Regions from separate parts of the Homo sapiens genome. Here region 1 is linked to region 2. Evidence: chromatin loops called from intact Hi-C (ENCODE). Cell type or tissue: GM12878. All regions are shown on one strand. Links, peaks and the distances in the headings refer to the core of each region. The heading gives the core; the rest is flanking DNA.

Region 1 (5,000 bases), core at 1-5,000, 310 kb after region 2:
ATGAAGCCAATGACTGCATCTGTAAGTGCAGTTCTGTTTGCTTGAGCTAGCCTGTGTCTTGTTTATATATGATTAAGGGACTTTATTTGGCTTTAGTTTTTCTATGCGTTCCTCCTCTTCTCTGCACAAGTTTTGATCTCATTTATTCCCTAGATGTTTGAAAGTGGACACACTAGATTTCTCTAATGTAAAAGGAATGATGTGTTTTAAATTTACATGACTAATATTTTTTCATGCAAATCATTCAAATTCATCTGGGTGTTCTTTGTTTTAATTTGTTCAAGTAGCTAGCATTACAACATTGGATTTGGTGGTTTGGGTTGCATTTGTATAATTTCTCATATATGAAGTTGTTTCATTGCAATGAGAATAAAGAATTGTTGGCCGGGCATGGTGGCTCATGCCTGTAATCCCAGCACTTTGGGAGGCTGAGGTGGGTTGATCACGAGGTCAGGAGTTCGAAACCAACCTGGCCAACATGATGAAACCCCCGTCTCTACTAAAAATACAAAAATTAGCCAGGTGTGGTGGTGCATGCCTGTAATCCCAATTAGTCGAGAGGCTGAGGGAGGAGAAGTGCTTGAACCTGGGAGGCAGGGGTTGCAGTGAGCCAAGATCACGCCACTGCTCCAGCCTGAGCGACAGAGCAAGATTTTGTCTCAACAACAACAACAAAAGAATTGTTTACTTTGAAAGGGCAATTATGTACATGTTTAATGATAGAGTTAATTATAATGTTGCTTTTTTTTTTCTTTTTTTTTTTTTTTAAATCTTAAGAGATGACCTTGGATTTAGACTCATCTCCGAACAGGTCAGCCATCACCCACCAATCAGTGCATTTCATGCTGAAGGATTAAACAATGACTTCATCTTTCATGGCTCTATCTATCCCAAACTGAAATTCTGGGGGAAGAGTGTAGAAGCAGAACCCAAAGGAACCATCACCTTGGAGCTCCTTGAGTGAGTTCTGATCAAGCCATTACACTCTTTTCATGTAGACCTGCCTGTAAGTGTAGACATGCACACTCAGCTGACCTTACTGTTCAAAAGCTGGAGAAAAAGAAACAGCTTTCATACAGTGCAAACTGTCTACGTCTATGTAAAAGAATTTGAGAAACATGGCAGTAGCCATTGCTAATTAATCTGGGTATGTGTAAATAGTTTAACTTGATTTTTGACTCTGGTGTTTGGATCTATTTTAAGATCGATGGAGTTAATTGCTTCATGACAGTTCTTATGAAACATGCTTTTTTATATCCTTGTGCCAATGTTTTGTTTACAGATCTTTCAAAATGAATTCACTCTGAGAAATAATGAAATGACAATTGTGTGGCACATGTTAGGCGTTAGATAAATTGGGAGTTCTCTTCTTTTGTAAGATTAGCTTTAAATCCACAATTAATTCCAGTTAGGAGAGAATAAGCATACGATACCCTATCTCTTTAACACTGATTACAACTAGATACCCCGGACAGAAGACAAAGCAACAACCCAAAGACTCTGAAAAGTAGATAGTAGCAGGCAGACTGGGGAGAGAAATCAAAACCTGAACACCAATATGGCAGTGAGTTTACTGGTTTTATATATTTCTCCCAAATCTGGCTCAGAATCAGAGCAGCAAATTGCAGAACTGGGGATTAGAGGCCGACCGAAAAAGTTCTGAGAGTAATTCTTTCTTTCTAATTAAAGGACCTAGAAAGATACCCTTGCAGGAAGTAGAGAATAGGGGAAATCCTGTTTTAATTTTGTCTCACAGCCTTGCCCCAAAGCAAGCACTAGGGTCTGTAGCTACACTCCTGCTGCGATGGTGGCTGTGGCAATCACACACGTACCTCAGAGTCCTTCTCTTTGGCCAGAGAAACTGAGTAAAGGAACCCCTGGGGTTCAAAGAGTGTGAGAGAATTCCTGTTACTTGTTTTTCTTTCTTTTCTTTTACCCCTTTGCCCCAGAAGAAGACCTAGTTGTGGGAGATACAAGACAGAGCAGAGAGGCTCAAACCCCAGCTTGCCAGCCGGAGGGGAGAGAAAGCGCCCCCTGGTGTCTAAGAGTGTTGGGGAAACCACAAAGAGGAGGGAGCTCAAGAAAGGGGTCCCCTGAAGCTGCATTATGAGTTCCTACGCTCATCCCTACACACATGCATTGAAATGACCCAGAAGGGTACACAAGGGCCTCAGGATCTGAAATGCTGTGTGGCCTGAGAGCCAGGTCCCTGGATGGCTATTGAGGGGTGGATCTGAGCAGCACTACAGAGGCTTTGAAAATTAAACTGACACTGGAATGAAAGCTCACAGGAGGAGAGTCAGGACTTCTGGCCTGAAACTCTGTTAATTGCCTACTAAAAAAAATTTTTATCAGTATTCTCCAGAAGAGGTTAAGAGGACAGAGTCTTACAATATTCAGGTGTGCAGAATACAATCCAAAATCATTCAGCATACCAAGCAACAGGAAAATCTCAACAAACTAAAATAGAAAAAGACATTTTAGCCAAAAAAAAAAAATAGAAGTATTTTTGGAAATTTTAGTACTAAAAATATAGTAATAGAATATAATAACTGGGATAGGCTCAATGGCAGAATGCAAATGTCAAAATATGTAAAGGATGTGTATGTTGAAAACTACAAGATACTGTTGAAAGTAATCAAGAATTACCTCAGTAATGCAGAGACACACTGTCTCGATATATTTGGAAGCCTCAATTATAGTTAAGATGTCAGTTCACCCCTCACTGATCTATAAGCAGTCTGTATGAGCACAGTCCAAATCAAAATCCCAAGATGATTTTTAATAGATACAGAGAAGTTGATTCTAACTTACGAATTCTAAGTTTGTATGGAAAGGCAAATGACAGAACAGCCAAAATAATTTTGAAAAGGAAGAACAGAATTGATGGACTCCCACTACCCAATTTTAAGGCTTAATGCTAAAGCTGTTGTAATCAAGACAGTGTGGTGGTGGCCAAACTATAGACAAAGTATAGATTAATGCGACGGGGAAGGGAATCCAGAAATTGACCCGCAGAAATGTGGTCAGTTGATTTTTGACAAAGCTGCAAAGGCAATACAGCTAAGAAGAATAGTCCTTTCCACAGACAACCATCTGTGCTATGGAGACAGTTGGACATCTATATGTTAAAAAATGAACCTCAAACTAGACCTCACGCCTTTTACAAAAATCAGCTCAAAATAGATCATTTACGTAAAATGTAAAACTAAGGGTTTTGGAAGAAAACATAGGAGAAACTCTTACAACTTTGGATTAGGCAAAGAACTCTTATGGATATGATACCAAAATTATAACCCATAAAAGACAAAAAGTGATAAATTAGATGTTATTAAATTAAAAACCTTATATCGAAAGATACTGTTCAGAGAATGAAAAGATAAACTATAGAATAGTAAAAATTATTTGCAAATCATATAGCCAACAAAGGACTTGTAGCCACAATATATAAAGAATTCTTAAAACTCAACAGTAAGAAATGATAAGGTCAGGCGCAGTGACTCATGCCTGTAATCCCAGCACTTTGGGAGGCTGAAGTGGGAGGATCACTTGAGCCCAGGAGTTAGAGACCAGCCTGGGCAACATAGTGGGATCCTTGTCTCTAGTAAAAGATTTTAAAAATAGCCAGGTTTGGTGACATGCACCTATAGTCCCAGTTGCTTGGGAGGCTCAGGTGGGAGGATCTCTCAAGCCCAGGAGTTCGAGGCTGCAGTGAGCCATGATTGCGCCATTGTATTCCAGCCTGGGCAACAGAGTGAAACCCTGTCTCTGGAACAACAACAACAAAAAAGAACAATAAAAAATGAATAGATACTTCATATATATATATATATGTGTATATATATATATATATATATATATATACATACACATGGCAAATAAGCACATGAAGTCAGCTGATTGCAGTGGCTCACACCTATAATTCCAGTTACTTAGGAGGCTGAGGCAGGAGGATTGCTTGAGGCCAAGAGTTCAAGACCAGCCTAGGCAACATAGTGAAAATCCGTCTCTAAAAAAATAAAGTAAAATAAATTTAGCCAGGCATGGGGACACATGCCTGTAGTCATAGCTACTAGGGAAGCTAAGGCAGGAGGGTCACTTGAGCCGAGGAGTTCGAGGCTGCAGTGAGCTATGATCCACCACTGCACTCCATCCTAGGTAGTAGAATAAGACCTCATCTCTAAAAAAAAATAAATAAAAATTTAAAAAGATGTTCAACAGCATCAGTTATTAGAGAACTGCAGAGTTAAAACCACAATGAGCTATCCTATTTATACCTATTACAATTTATATTTATACCTATTACAATGTCTAAAATCAAAATAATTGTAAACATTGACAATACCAAGTGCTGACAAGGATGTGGAGGAGCTAGAAATCTCATACAGGTTGAGTATCCGTTTTTTAAAATATACCAAAAGTGTTTTGGATTTTGAATATTTTCAGATTTTGTAATATTTGCAATATACCTACTGGTTTAGCATCTCAAATCCAAAATTCCAAAATCTGAAATACTCCAGTGACCATTTCCTTTGAGTGTCATGTCAGTGCTCAAAAAGTTTCAGACTTTGGAGCATTTCAGATGTCCAAGTTTTGAATTTGGAATGCTCAACCTGTGTATTGTTGGTGTTGGAATGTAAAATGGTAGAGCCACCCTGGAGAACAGTTTGGCAGTTTCTCATCCAGTTAACCTTATGTTTACCACATGACTCAGCAATATCACACCTAGGTATTTGCCTTAGAGAAATGGAAACTTACGTTCATCCCAAAACCTGTATACAAATGTTTACAGTAGCATTATTCATCATCACCAAAAACTGAAAACAGCCCACATGCCCTTCAGTGGGTGAATGGTCACACAAACTGTGGCATATCCATACAGCGGAATCCTACTCAGCACAAAGACTGATACGTAGAACAACACAGATGAATTTCAGGTGCATTATACAAATTGAAGATGCTAATCTCAAAAGGTAATCTACATTTATATGACGTCTGGA
Region 2 (16,162 bases), core at 5,280-10,279:
ATCTTTAATCTGCCTCAAGGATGTCAAGACTTGGAATAGGTTGGCTATGATTGCTCAGAGATGTGACCCTTCGTTTTCTTCATGAAATTTCTGGATTGGTGTGATTATTATGCACTAAAGTCCATCTAAGTCACTTTAAATGATTTTCTTCGCATGAAATCTGTTGATAATCATGCTTAAACCACTTTCCCTCCTTTAAGTTAGAGTACAAGAGTGAGTTCTTAAGAGTTATTTTTTCTACTGTAGAATGCTTTGAAACACATCTCTTCCAGCTCCAAGATCTACGTATATTCATGAAATCCTTAATTTAGTTTCTGCCAATGATTTAAACACTATTTTTATCATAATACTTACCACCACCAAATGTATATAAATGCAAAATCATATGTCCTAGATCAGTTTTAATGTCATGAATGATGTTTATCAGATTATCTCAAGTAAGAAGTGAATTCATTTGATGTTATCTAAAAATCTTAAAGATTACAAATGTGTTATTACAGTTGTGTGTTTATGGTATGAAGCTCCTACTTTAGAGTGAAGCTCTTGTAGGTGAAATAACAATTTTCTTTGAAGAATTTTACCTCGTAGCTAAATTTGCTGAGAATAAACCATTCCATCAAGTGGGAGATACTGGCCTATGAGTACTGCATGTTGACAAATAAGGTTGTTAAACCATGGAGACCAAGGAGAACATTCTTTACAATGAAGCGGTTGAGGTGGTCACCACCTTAACCAAACAATCAAACTCACAACCACATCACTAATGGTGTAACAACCTGATGTTAAATGCCTCCCAGCATGATACAGTAGGAAGTAAATGGTACCAACTGTAAAATAATCTTGCCCAAAATGACTTGACTCTAATTGAGCCTTAATATCTTTCAGTAAGCCTTTCTCAGCTAGTTCCTCAACTGAACCATGGATCCACAGAATATGAGTTGAGTGATGATTGTCAGTTCTCCTAAGAATGGAACATAACTACTACTATTCTAGTTGCATGGGATAGAAGTTAATTCACGACCTAAAATGAGTGCCTTAGGACAACACACCTCAATTCTCTCATGGGTCCCCAGTTGTGAAGGGTCAAGTTCAATGAGAAAATAATCAGACAAATCCAGAATGTAACATATTCTACAAAACAACTCATCTACTTTCTCCAAAGAGAAAATATCGTGGGGGAGAAAAAAAAACATGATGATTATTAATTAAAGGACTCTAAAGACTTCAGTCACAGTCGATGATAGTTTATGCCTCTTTTTGGCTTTCATCTACAAGGATTCATACAGCCTGTGCTCTTGTATCAAGCTTCTTTCACTCAACATGTCTGAGATTCATCTATGCTATTGCAAGATGCAGTATCTCTTTCCTTTTGTTACTGTGTAGCATTTCTTTGTATATACATATGCCACAATTCAGTTATCTATTTTATTGTTGATGGATATCTGTGACATTTCCAACTTGGGGACATTGTGAATAAAGCTGTTGTAAGCATTCTTGCACGGGTCTTTGATGGCATATGCAACTCTGTGGTGTAGACTTAGGAGACGAATTACTGGTTCATAGAATCAGTATCTATTGAAGGGTTTTAAATACTGCCAACAATTTTCCTAAGTGGTTCAACCAATTTGCACTTTCAGCCAAAGGATCTGGGAGGTTCAGTTGTTTCATACCCTTGCCCCTTCTAGGGGATGGGGAAGAGGTCATATTGACAGAGAAACAGCTTGGGGCAACCTTCAGGGGCAATAAAAATATTCCATATATCAACCTGGTTGGTGGTCATATAGGGGTCACAATTTTTACATAAGTATGTAAAAATTGATCAAGGTACAGGTTTAAGGTTATACACTTGTATGTAGGTTCTGCCTCAATGAGAGATGAGAGAGCAAGAGATTAAAAAGACAACAACCAAATGTAACGGGTGAAACTTGATTGGCTCCTGGTTCAAAACAAAAAACACTTATCAGAGACAGTTTTGAATCACTTGGAGAAGTTTTAATATGGCCTGGATATTAGATGTTATTAGGGAATTCTTTTTCATTATCTTAGGTGTGATCATTGTATTGGGGTTATTTAGGAGAATGTTAGTATTAGGAAATGCATGCTCGGGTATTTAATTAGGGATAAATTGTCATGCTGCCTGTAACTTACTTTCTAATGTTTCAGCAAATGTGTCTGTGTGTGGGCGGGGGGGGGGGGTCTGTGTGTGTGTACACATAAAGATAAAAACAAAACAACAAAACAAATATGGAAAAAAATGTTAACCATTGTTGAATCTAGGTGGTGGATATGAACTTGTTATATTATTTTTTCAACTTTTCTGAATATTTAAAACTTTCCAAAACAAAAATAAAATGTGTTTGGGGGAAGATATAGAGAGTTGAAGTGACCAGCTTAAAATAACAAGGTAACAAGGAGAAGACCCTAAAAGAAAATTCTAGCAATCTTGACCCTCTCTGTGCCATCCTGTACATTGTCGCTTCCCGGTGTTCAAGACTGATTGTTAAATTTGAATATGTTTTTTAAATTTTATTTCCTTCTTCAAAGTGCTTCCAAGAGTCTAACAGGAAAGCACAAAGACACCCCTAGATTTCTCTTATAAATAAACTTGCATTCTGCCTGCAAATCAAACCTCCCCCTGCCCCCATCTCTCGCCTGTTACACAGCTACTTTCAAAATCACTCCACAATCATTTGACCCATGTCCATATTCCCTTTTTCTAATGCAAAAGCTAAATTGAAAGCTAAGCGGCCCTGGCAGCCCACAAAACCCCATGATTTCTGCCCTGAGCGGGAGGGGACCCGGTGAAACGCCGCGCCGCTGTTTCAGGTTCACTGCCCAGCTGCCACGCTCAGCCGAGCTTCTCAGGTGGCTGGGCCACTTTGAAGGTTTACTTTCAATTAAAAAAAAAAATAAGAAAGAAGCCAAATCAGCAGCTGTCAGGGATGCAGGGGAGATTTATTCCGGGTGGTCAAAGGGGAGCGTGGTCCCCAGTAAAGGCCTAAAGTTAGGCAGGAAGGAAATTCAAGCTGGAGAGAGAAATTCCTCCTGGCAAGGTCAGCCGATGCTGGGCTAGTCCTTCTGGGTAAGGCTGCCCGATTCCTATTGCTGGACCTGCTCAAAAGGGAGCCGAGGAGTCGGCTTGCAGACACTTGGAGAGTGGGTTTGGGGAGGGAGACTGTCCAGGGGGAGCTTTGAAAGCAGAGCTTATTAATCAGATGAAACCAGGCCTGAGGGATCCAAACATGACTGATTTTCAAATTGCTTCCTGATTCAAAAGCTGGTGTTGCCCACCTCAAAATGTGATGAGGTGAAGAGGCCAGGTCCCTGGGCAGTTCTGCATGCATCGAGCTTCCATTGAAGTCGGCCTGTGTGAAGAAGCAGAGCAGCTGTGCAGAGCGGAGCTGGAGTGGGGGGCTGTGGTTTTATCACCTTTCATTTCCTGTCTCAGTTCTGATATGGCTTTAGACGTTTCACATGCAAGTGTGAAAACTAGCATGTGCTTTGCAGAAGGAATCAGCCAAGCGCCCCGCTAACCCTGATCAATGCCCTGGTAACTTCTAGAACCAATCAGTCAAGCTACATGCATGGGTTTTAAACTATTCTCATCCCCTCTCCCCTGTTTACAGCCATGTTATTTATCCACGCAATCCCGGAAGTAATTGGAATATAGAAGCTCGAGTGGGTTCTATGCCCTCTCCATTTCCTCTGGACGTACTAATTATCCATGTTATACCCGCTTGCTTCTTACCATGGGTAATAAGGGTTATCACTGACGCTGTTAGTTAAGCTAATAGACATTGCCCAGATATCCCAGACCTCATTAGGTATTTAAGATACCTATATGTTTTTTATATTTTTATATATATTTCAAATACCTATATTTATTTTATATTTGTATGCATTTTAAATACCTAATGAGGTATTTAAAATACATAAATGTATGTAAATATATGTATTTAAATAAATACATATATGTATATATAAAATACATATATGTATATATAAAATACATATATGTATTTAAATAAATAAATATATGTATATATAAAATACATATATGTATTAATATATGTATATATAAATACATATATGTATTAATATATGTATATATAAATACATATATGTAATTTAATATACGTATATATAAATACATATATGTTTTTATATGTATATAAATACATATATGTATTTTAATATACGTATATATAAAAACATATATGTACTTAAATATACATGTATTTAAAATACAGATATATGTATTTAAATATACATGTATTTAAAATACAGATATATGTATTTTAAATATACATGTATTTAAAATACAGATATATGTATTTAAATATACATGTATTTAAAATACAGATATATGTATTTAAAATACAGATATATGTATTTAAATATATATGTATTTAAAATATGTATATATACACATATAGACAGAGATTTAATTTTTTAAAAGCAAACAAAATTACAATGAATTAAGCCCATTTTGTCGGATTTCCAGACGTTGACCTTCTTGTATCTCTCCTGTCATTTCTGACAGTTCCCAAAGAGAGGCCCTTGCACACGTCCATAAACCAGTCTGTCAAAGGAAATCAGCCTGAAGCAGCCACCCTCTTTTGAGTCGTGGCTCTGGTTGTCACTTGCCCTTGTCCACCACGTGGACCTTCTGGGTGGGAAGCCTCAGCGCTTCCAGTGCCCATCTGGAGAATGCAGTGGTTATGCAGGCCTCCAGATGACACGTTTCTTCCATGGGAGCTCCACATTCCATCTGGGTTGTCAAAATGCTGGGTTCCTTGCATCATGGACAAAAATGACTTCCTCTCTGGCTCTGTATCACATTGTGACATCTGGTCACTAAGGCAGCTCTGTTATGCCAAGAGAATCACAAAGTGTCTTTTGAAAGGTTTTATCAACTTTTGTGTTTATAAAATAATTCATAACTTCTGGTCATCATTCCTCTATCCAGAGGAGTTCAAATATAAGCCAGGAAGATAATTACATTATACACTGCTTTCTTTTTCTTCCTCTTTCTTCCCAGCTCCTTTTTCCCCACTTTTATTCCCCGATTTTCTTCTCCAAAATATTTTTCTTTCTCTTTCCCAAGTTACAGAACAAAATCTCATAAGATTTTAGTATACAAAACACATATTGATAGAGATGGAATGAACGTATTAACTCTATTAACACTATCTGGGACTGTCCCTAGTCAGTTGCAATTTTTAATAAATCTAAAAAGCCAAGCTGGGCATGGTGGCTCACGCCGGTAATCCCAGCACTTTGGGAGGCCACTGTGGGTGGATCACCTGAGGTCAGGAATTCGAGACCAGCCTGGCCAACATGGTGAAACCCTGTCTTTACTAAAAATACAAAAATTAGCTGGGCGTGGTGGCACGTGCCTGTAATCCCAGCTACTCAGGAGGCGGAGGCAGGAGAATCACTTGAACCTGGGAGGTGGAGGTTGCATTGAGCCAAGGTCGAACCACTGCACTCCAGCCTGGGTGACAGAGTGAGAGTCTGTCTAAAAAAAGAGAAATAGGCTTATTTTGTGAATTATAAATAATGCCTACATCATGAAATAGATCAATCCTGAAAATTTGACCTTAGAACAATTTTCACCAAAACATACATTATTTCCCCCATTAGCATCTATTATATTATCAAAGACAGAGTTTCATAAAAGCAAAAATTTGAGTGTAACAGATGACCCAATTTAAATAATATAAAATATGTGGGGTAAGATAAAGATTTGATGGGGAAGGGGTACCATATGTCTTTATGTGAAGGAATGGCACAAATGTAAAAGGTTAAGTAGATGTTTTGGTACAACTTATAGAAACAGTAAACGTCACCCCAACATGCACATGCTGCCTCAGTGACCAAGAAGGAAGTCACCCCATGGCTAAAGATAACGACTTAAAATGTGTAATGAGAGGCCGGGCGCAGTGGCTCATGCCTGTAATCCCAACGCTTTGGGAGGCCAAGGTGGGCGGATCACTTGAGCTCAGGAGTTGGAGACCAGACTGGGCAACATGGTGAAGCCCCGTCTCTACAAAACACACACACACACACACACACACATACACACAAATTAGTCAGGCGTGGTGGTACATGCCTGTAGCTTCAGTTGCTCGGGGGGCTGAGATGGGAGAATCACTTGAGCACGGGAGGTGGAGGCTACAATGAGCTGAGATTGTGCCACTGCATTCCAGCCTGGGCAACAGAGCGAGGCCCTGTCTCAAAATAAATAAATAAATAAAATGTGAATTAGATTCATGGAAAATGGTGTAATATGAAATTAGAAACTATTTTTGTAATAAAAATCGTATCACTGTTTATACCCTGATCATTTAATTACAAAAGAAGCTCTGTTGCTTCTTTTGGGGTTGGGCATTAACTGGAACTGAGCTACAATACCAACTATAGCCAGTAGATGGTGCTTTCGTAAAGGAAAAAAAGAATAGAAGTTGAAAATTCTGCTTCTGGGGAGATATTTGAAGTTAGAGATCTTGAATTTACTGGATACTTAACATGTGGTTTTTACTAAGAAATAGACAGCTACTTTGAGAGCTCACTGGGAACTGGGGATGTAAGAGTAGATATAAGAGAAATGCCAACAGAAGAATTGTTTAGGAAAGATGGACATAGGTTTGTGAATGGGTAAGATAAGAAGTACCTTTTTTCAGTGGATTTTGAGGAAGTAAGATTTTTTTAAAGTTGTGGAGGTCCTGGAGTGTGGCTATTTTTAAAAAGCCAAAAGCTTTTAGTTGGGGCACAGTGGCTCATGTCTGTAATCCCAGCACTTTGGGAGGCCAAGGTGGGGTGGATCGCCTGAGGTCAGGAGTTCGAGACCAGCCTGGCCAATATGGTGAAACCCCATCTCTACCAAAAATACAAAAATTAGCCGAGCATGGTGGCGGGCTGTAATCCCAGCTACTCAGGAAGTTGAGGCAGGAGAATCGCTTGAACCTGGGAGGTGGAGGTTGCAGTGAGCCAAGATCATGCCACTGCACTCTAGCCTAGGTGACAGAGCAAGACTTCATCAAAAAAAAAAAAAAAAAGCCGGTAGTTTTTAATATTGTTAGGAAAGATTCAGGAATGACACTAATGACATAGATACAGAAAAAACTTTTCTACTTACCTTATAGTCTCAGGGGATTTTAAGGGATTCTTGAAGAAGTGATTCTGGTTTGTAATGTCACAGGGCAGCGAGGTGTGTGTGTGTGTGTGTGTGTGTGTGTGTGTAATGTGGATAGGAGGTGGATGGGGTGGGTTGTGTGGTGTGTGGAGTGGATATTGGGGGTGGATATGTGTGGGTTGGTGTGGGCCTGTGTCTGTGTGGATGAACAGAAGTGTGTCACGCGTGGAGAGGGCAGGTGTGGGGGTGGATGCAGCGAAGTGCGTGTGTGTGCACGTATGCCCTCATGTGAGCACCTGGGGCAGCCTTACCTTCTAGCAGGGGAGAAGGAGAAGTCATTGTTTTATCATTTTTTAGGGCGTTTATGTAGCCTTAACTGATTTTCTGAGTTTAATTTAATACAAAATATTGAGAAGTGAGTGGGGTGCTGTGATCAGACTGCTTTACATTGTAACACAAAACAACCCTACCCGTGTACTCAGTAGCTGCACAGACAGAACCAGAACAGAGAAAAACTATGTGGAGCTACTGACATCTGGTGGACAACACAGAGACTGCTGACATGGATGGGGGAAAGACCTAACTTCGGGATTTTGTTGATTTAGATTTGCTTTTTAGTTTTGGTCCTGTTTGTTTGGGGTTTGTTTGTTTGTTTGTTTGTTTGTTGTTTTTTCTTTTTTGAGACAGAATCTCTCTCTGTGGTGCAGGCGGGAGTGCAGTGGGGTGATCTCAGCTCACTGCAGCCTCGACCTCCTAGGCTCAAATGATCCTCCCACTTCAGCCTCCTGAGTAGCTGGGACTACAGGTGCTCACCACCACGCACGGCTAATTTTTGTTCACCATGTTGCCCAGGCTGGTCTCCAACTCATGACCTCAAGTGATCCACCCACCTTGGCCTCCCAAAGTGCTGGGATTACAGGCGTGAGCCACCACGCCCAGGCGATTTGTTTTGTTTTGATTTGATTTGATTCAGTTTTTTGTTTGGTCCACTTACCAGTCACCTCTTTCTACATGCTCTGTCTTATTAACTTCCCTATGTGAGAATGGTGTGAACAGAGCCCCCTGAGAGTCGAGAGACAGTGTGGGATGAAGCTTCAGCACCTGGACTCAAGTTTCAGATCCCTGAATTCAAGTTCTGGCTTCAGCACCTGCTGATTGTGCTGCCGGAGGCAAGTCAACTACTCTCTTCATCCATTTGTTTCTAAGGAATGAGGCCATTCATCCCTGTGCTGGTGGAGTAAGTACCGTACCTAAATTTCTGCATTACCATTATCCATGCAAATCCTATTTCAGCCTTCTCCAGTCAAAGCCTTGTCTATACAATGTCCAAGACATCAGCTACACAGCCTTGCTGTGGAAGGACTGGGTTGCCTGAAAAGATACAGGGCCAAGCAGGGCTGCTCTGCAGTGGGGCAGCTGTACAGCACTGCCCTCTCTTGCGTCCCTACAAATAGTACTATAAAAGAAGCAATTAATCAAGCTATGTCACTTCACTGCGGCGCACATTCATGCTCACGTTCCTGTTGACTCCGTGCCAGGCGATCTCTAACTCCTTGAAGGCAAGGGCTCTGCCTACCCCGTCCCCTAGTAACCACTCCATGCTATGAACCTGGCTAGGGGCTATCGTCTCAAAGCATCAGGGATTTTCCTCAGTCTCGAGAATGGGCTAGAAGAATATGGCCTTCAGAACTTCAGATCATCCATGTGACGCTAAATGGAAAAAAAATACAAAATAAGAATTGTACTCACACCAACTTGATTCCAGAAATGAGAGGCCAGGAAACGTAGAACCTGCAACCACCCATCTAACTGGGCCATGACCCAGATGGCCTACATTGGAGGCAAGGAAACAGGAAAGACAGAGTAATAATTTTAAAAACATTTGTTTCCAGTTATCTAAGAAGAAACTGGTAAGTGTCTTCCTATGGAGGAAAAAGCATATCTTTTTTTTTTACATCTTTATCTTGCCTATTGGAAAGTTTCAGTAAGGGTGAATATCAGAAAAATGTTCACAGTTACCCTAAACTTATTTTGCAGGTTGTTTTCTTTTATGATCAACTGTGAAATTTAGTAAGAGAGCAGAGAACAGGCGGTTTGGAAATTTGAAATAAGAGATAAAGCCGACTCCTTCTACTAATCCTTTCACAAGAGCTACTAATCTTTAACCAAATGGGCTGGTTCTCTTTAAGGTCCCCTTTCTTCTTTTATTCCCTCACAGAAGTAGAAGCATGTGAAGAAATGACTATGAACATAAGCAAGGAGAAATGCATTTTTTAAAAAGGCACTATTTAATACAAAGTGCATAAGCAGTCCTTAGGTTGCAGTATATGACTCAAGGTGGAAACTTGAAGAGACTGAATGAGGTAATTCAGGGAAAGATGCTCATAGCTAAGAACAGCCTGTTTTTCCCTGCGATGCCCTTCCTCTTCCATTCTCACAGTACAATTTTACTCTCTTGGGTGCCTCTATCCTACTATTGTTATGTTGTGTAGTTTACGATATTTCAAAATCAATTATCTTTACCACTAAATCATTTCTCAATGAATATTGAGAAATAGTCATGACCTTAAAAAAAAGTTGGTTCTCTTGCATGATAATGTTCAGTAGCTTCTGTCTTAGCTATCACACAAGAATAAGCAATGTAAATATCTGCTTCTCTTTTCTACTCAACTTTCGGAGGCTGTTTAATACACACCAGGGTAACTGCTTGACATGTCAGTTAGCTATTGCTGAATAGCAAACACTCCCAGAATGTAGTCTTATCATTGCTCAGGAGTCTCTGGGTCAGCTGGGTGATTCTTCTTGTCTAGGCCATGCTAGGCTTCCTTCAGCTGATCTCATTTTGCCTGGGATTGCCCACGCATCTTCAATCAGCTGCTGAGTTAGCCTGAGTGAGGCTGGCTGGTCTTAGATGGCCTCACCTAAGACACCTTGATTCTGCTCCACGTGGTCTCTCATCCTCCAGGAGTCTAGCCTGGGACATGTTCACCTGGCAGCTGGGAAAACTGCCAAGAGATAGAACAGATGGGCACAGGCTTCTTGAGGCTAGGCTTGGAACTGGCAAGGTGTCATTTTCACTGCCTGTTGACAGCAGTCTGTTGGCCAAAGCAAGTCACTCTTGATGGAAGAAGCTACGAAGTCAGAATGCAAAGGGTGGGGATACAGTCATAGTGCAAAGGCTGTGGAAGGTCTGCACATTGTGGAAGGTCTGCACAATGTGTACAAGGAAGACAATCAGATCTTCACGACAGCTCCAATTTTTGAATAACCCTCAGAGTAGACATTTATTATCTCTACCTCCTCTTTTGTTTTTTCTTTCTCACTCTGTCACACAGGCTGGAGTGCACTGGTGCAATCATGGCTCACTGCAGCCTAAGACCTCCCAGGCTCAAGCAGTCCTCTCATCTCAGCCTCCCGAGTAGCTGGGATCACAGGCACACACCACCAGGCCCAGCTAATTTGTTTGCAGAGATGGGGTTCTGCTATATTGCCCAGACTGTCTACCTTCTTCTTCTGGTAACCGTACACCCCTTCATTTGAGGAAATTGTTCCTCCCTCTTCTGCTCACCTGGTTTGAAAAGAGCAGATCCTACTTCCCTGCCAGGAAGAGGAACTGACATAGGTGGGCAGTCCTGGCATCCACCCTCCCCTCTAGAGACTGGTTCAGTGACATGCACAAGATACCAGCTGGGCACTCTATTGATTTTTTCCAGCATTTTTTTCTCAGTGTTACTAGGAGAGACCCTTTTTCTATCCGATTAAGAGGAACACAGGCATCCATCGTTCCAGCCCTGTGCAGAAGGCAGTCTGAGAAAATGAAGTTGTTGGAATCTCTGGCTTTGGCCTTCCCTGGGGTCAGCTCCCACCACTGTCTTTATGTACTTTGGTTGTAAAAGCCAATTAGCTCACTTTTGCCCAGGTGGTTCAAATTGTGTTTCTATCATTTGTATCCAAGAGAATCCTAATTGATGAACCCCCGAGAACATAAAATTTCCAACAGAAAAGGCAATGTTTGTACTTTCCGGGGTACTCACTAAAATAATTTCATGAATCACTTTCTTTTTACTTGTAGAGTAGGGGTTGCAATCTGGATGTCAAAAGGGAGAAACCGGCACATGAAAAGGCCTAAATGAGGAAAGTGGAACCCTGGGGGCTGACGGGTGTCTCTGTCCACTACCGGATTCAGCAAATTGTTTTCTTGAGAGAATGTGGGCCCAATATCACTGAATCTTTCAATTTTTTTCAGGCAAAAAAAGAAAAAAAAAAGCTAAAATCCCAATTTTAAGGAGAAATTTTCCCATTTATAATTCATGACAACAAATTCAACTCATCGTATTGACCAGATGCATCCATGAACTCTTGGAACCTCTGTTATGAAATGTAGAGCGAACTCACCGAATTCAGAGCTGAGCCACTGCTCCACACCTTCTTGGAGTTCCTCATTCCTCCCTCACCTCCATCAACAACACAAAAAAATGTTAGACACTTCGTAAGCATTGCTAACAGGAACAGAGAAAACTTCACTGGCACAAGGGTGCTAGGTTTCGCAGCCAAGTCACTCAGCATACCCACCTAATGGAACATGATTTGAATTTGTGCCTTAAGAAAAATACAAATTACTAGCTGGGGGCAGTGGCTCACACCTGTAATCCCAGCACTATGGGAGGCTGAGGCAGGTGGATCGCTTGAGGCCAGGAGTTCAAGACCAGACTGGCCAACATAGGGAAACCCCATCTCTACTAAAAATACAAAAATTACCTGGGCATGGTGGCTCACACCTGTAGCCCTAGCTACTTGGGAGGGTGAGGCAGGAGAATGGTTTGAACCCGAGAGGCAGAGGCTACAGTGAGCTGAGATTGTGCCACTGCACTCCAGCCTGGGCGACAGAGTGAAACTCTGTCTCAAAAAAAAAGAAAAGAAAAGAAAAAGAAAACTACAAATTACAATATGTAATGGAGTGGTAGGCTGCTTATGGTACAGTTGAAACTGTAGGTGTGAATCCCTAAAGGCCAAAGTTCTACATTATTATGCTTAAACACACGATGCATTTGCCAGTTATTTCTCTGTTGTCTATAAGCTTCAAGCCCACCTTTTCAGATACCACACCATAAGGCTGGAGCTAGGAGTCACACCTACTTCTCAGACTCTCTCATCAACTGGTTCTCAGTTAGCTTCCACCAATGGAAAACACGGGCAAGAAATAGGAAGATGGGAGGTACTGAGAAGAAACTCACTTAGCACTTCTAGCGTGAGTTGACATCTCTCCAGCAGCAGTGCACAACAAGCCTCCTACTTCAATGTACCCCATCCGAGGGACCAGCTGCAGCCGCCACGGCTGTCCCTCAACCCCATGTGGCAGTCTGAGCACCAGCTGGCCCCATCCCTTGGGATGCCCAAGCCCTAACCACAAAGCATCACAAATCAATCAGAAATCCAAGCATCAGTCCTCCAGATACTTCTCCAAGATCCTAGATTTTGATAACATCACTTCTCCCCTTATATTCTCTCAATACCTAAGATGTTAGCTCTTTTCTCAAAGTATTAATCTCTGGGTTAACCAATTCCCCGCATTAAATTTCTTCTGCTTGAAATAATTAACATGGTTTCTCTTTTCTTCATTCAACTTTGACTGATAGCAATTATTAGAATAAAAATTTTCTTTGTATTCTAGAAATTCTTTTTCTGAAATCATAATGTGAAAAAAGGTTTCTTCAAATACCAAGATCTTTACTACAGGAAAATTGTTACTGAAAAGCCACAAAAATAGTTCTGTAAAATCCCAATTAGGGCCGGATGTGGTGGCTCATGCTTGTAATCCCAGCACTTTGGGAGGCCGAGGTGGGCAGATCACCTGAGGTCAGGAGTTCAAGACCAGCCTGGCCAACATGGTGAAACCCTGTCTCTACTAAAATACAAAAATTAGCTGGGGCTTGTTGGCAGGCACCTATAATCCCAGCTACCCAGCTACTCAGGAGGCTGAGGCAAGAGAATCACTTGAACCCAGGAGGCAGAGGCTGCAGTGAGCCTAGATTGCACCACTGCACTCCAACCTAGGCAACAGAGTGAGACTCCATCTCAAAAAAAAAAAATTGCTATTAGGATACTTCAGCTACTTATGACGAAAGCTTCATGACCCATAAAAACACTTAACCAGCTGGGCTCGGTGGCTCACGCCTATAATCCCACCACTTTGGGAGGCCGAGGCTGGCAGATCACCTGAGGTCAGAAGTTCAAGATCAGCCTGACCAACATGGCAAAACCCCATCTCTACCAAAAATACAAAAATTAGCTGGGCGTGGTGGTGGGCACCTGTAATCCCAGCTACTCGGCAGGCTGAGGCAGGAGAATCGCTTGAACCTGGGAGGCAGAGTTTGCAGTGAGCCAGGATCACGCTGTTGCACTCCATCCTGGGAAACAGAGCAAGACTCCATCTCAAAAACAAAAAAACAAACAAAAAAAACCATTTGACCTACAGTGTCATTCCTAATCAGCATTTATATCCCAAAGCCCTTCTTCACTCTTCAGGGGTCCATTTCTATACACACCAACTGAAGACAATACTTAGAAGCCAATATTCTTAGGAATGTTCTGCCAATTATGCCAGTGGATTTGGGTCTGGATTTAAGATGAGCAAATAAATATTTAAAAATCAGATTTTATAAGCCTGCCATGTTTGGGGGAGAGAGCAGTAATTACTCATTCTAGAACAGAAGGCTTCATTTTATGAAAGCATTTGCCTGAAGATATCTTTAGAAATTTATATATGCAAATATGTGTTTCCAAAAAATGAGATTACATTATATATTTTTTTCTTTAGAAACATCTACACTGATATGGTTTGGATTTGTGTCCCCGCCCAAATCTTATATCAAATTGTAATCCCCCATGTTGGAGGAGAGGCCTGGTGGTGATTGGATGATGGGGGCAGATTCCCCCTTGCTGGTATCATGATAGTGAGTTCTCAACAGACCTGGTTGTTTAAAAGTGTGTAGCAGCTTCCCCTTCTCTCTCTTCCTCCTGCTCTGGCCACGTAAGACATGCCTGGTTTGTCTCCACCTTCTGCCATGATTGTAAGCTTCCTGAGGCCTCCCAGGCATGCTTCCTGTACAGCCTGCTGACCTGTGAGTCAATTAAACCTCTTTTCTTTATAAATTACCCAGTCTCAGGTAGTTCCTTATAGCAATGCTAGAACAGACTAATACATTCACCAAACTAATAATTATGGCTACTCTTTGTATATATGAATTGTTTTAGTATTGTCTTTTCTTCTTACAATAAATACACATTACTTTTATTATAATGGAAAAAATATTCTAAAGTTCCTCTAGTGCAAATATTAAATACTTGAATTTTAAAGCTAGGATTCACCTTCTGTTTGAATGAAAATGCCTCAAGTATGCCTTTTCAGTAAGCATCTACTGAGCATCTGTGGAGTGCCTGGTGGTGTACTAAGAGAAGCCCAAAGGAAAATTCCTGTTCCTGCAGAATCTAAACCTTATTGGCACGGTTCACGGGTATCTTTACAATAAGTAGCCAATACATGATAGACCTTCAATAAACACTTGTTTAATAAATATATGCATGTACCATCATAGGATTTATTTTTCAAACTCTCGTTTCACAGAGAATTAGCCTCGTTCAGTTCACTTATCACACAAACATCATACTTCATCACTTCTAAGACACATATTGTCCACATCTCAACTCTAAAATCAGAATGAAGCTTATTGTCAATGTGATTTTTTAAAGTATTGTATCAGACAATTTGCAGCATTTTCTCTTTCATAATGGTAAATGATATGGTTTGGCTGTGTCCCCACCCAAATCTCACCTTGAATTGTAACTCCCACAATTCCCATGTGTTGTGGGAGGAACCTGGTGGGAGGTGATTGGATTATGGCAGTGGGTCTTTTCTGTGCTGTTCTGGTGATAGTGAATGAGTCTCACAAGATCTGATCGTTTTAAAAATGGGAGTTTCCCTGCACAAGCTCTCTCTCCTTGCCTGCCACCATCCATGTAAGAAGTGACTTTCTCCTCCTTGCCTTCCACCATGATTGTGAGGCCTCCCCACCCATGTGGAACTGTAAGTCCATTAAACCTCTTTTTCTTCCCAGTCTTGAGTATGTCTTTATCAGCAGCATGAAAACAGACTAATATAGTAAACAAAATAACAATATGTCTTATCTTGACAGCATCTTAGATTGAATGAAATACAATATATATTTTATATATATATATACTTTAGAAAATACATGTGAATACTTGGGCATGCACCCCCTGAGGTTCAACTGGGAAAAGATTTCATAGGACCACTCCATTCCATGAATGTTCAAGCCCCCAGTGATCACATGAAATCCACAACTAGTAATTTATATAAATGTTAAAATCAACAGCAGACAAGTAGCAAGTTTATAAAAATGTGTGCATTTATGAGAGTTTATTTCTCAAATTTTTAAAATTATTATTGAATGTTAAACATGTATTTCTCATATTGGACTTTAATGTAAGGCATAAGTGTATATAAACATTATGTACATTTCTAAGCACTCATGTACTTAAAAGACTTGTATTTTAATGTTTGAAGTTAAAGGTTTAAAGTTTCTAAGAAACATGAAAATCACCAAACGGTGTAAGAACTGCAAAGTTATAAAAGAAACACCAATAAAATCTTACCGGAGAGATGAAATTAACTATGAGAAAAATGAAATTTTGTGACAAAGACAGGCAGAGAACACTTCAAGAAAGGCAACAATTTAAAAAATTTTTAGTGGGGCGTGGTGGCAAGTGCCTGCGGTCCCAGCTACTCTGGAGGCTGACGTAAGAAGATTGCTGGAGCCTAGGCAGTCAGGGCTGCAGTGAGCTGAGAGCATGCCACTGCACTCCTGCGTGGGCAACAGAGCAAGACCCCCATCTCAAAAGAAAATGTTTTAAAAGGACAAAACATAACCAAACTAATAAAATGTGAATCGTCAGCAAAGTATAACCTATGCTAACCACATAATAAAGGAATACCTCTGAGCAGTA

The links. A loop is a pair of places that touch in the nucleus more often than their neighbours do. Peaks named below come from ENCODE experiments on the same cell type or tissue, not always from the same donor. Only the 100,000 strongest peaks of a DNase experiment are listed, where the experiment ranks them.
Region 1: a loop joins it to region 2, with 11 times the contacts of the local background. A loop is called at or near these places in 42 of 110 quality-filtered maps.

Annotation. Positions count from the first base shown.
Region 1 is chr18:24,173,973-24,178,972 of GRCh38, reverse strand. OSBPL1A (oxysterol binding protein like 1A) reads left to right here. Exons shown (of 28, transcript NM_080597.4): 21 at 778-960. Among named protein-coding and RNA genes, the nearest start is that of CABYR, 37 kb to the right of the region's middle. In GM12878, for the core only: a CTCF peak has its summit at 2,042 (motif pointing left); a DNase peak (open chromatin) is centred at 1,842; H3K4me3 peaks cover 1,106 bases; H3K27ac peaks cover 675 bases.
Region 2 is chr18:24,479,356-24,495,517 of GRCh38, reverse strand. It overlaps HRH4 (histamine receptor H4), which reads right to left. Exons shown (of 3, transcript NM_021624.4): 3 at 15,557-16,162. Among named protein-coding and RNA genes, the nearest start is that of HRH4, 27 kb to the right of the region's middle. RefSeq lists an enhancer at 3,128-3,297 and a silencer at 3,478-3,537. In GM12878, for the core only: CTCF peaks have their summits at 6,427 (motif pointing right) and 7,678 (motif pointing left); DNase peaks (open chromatin) are centred at 6,507 and 7,597.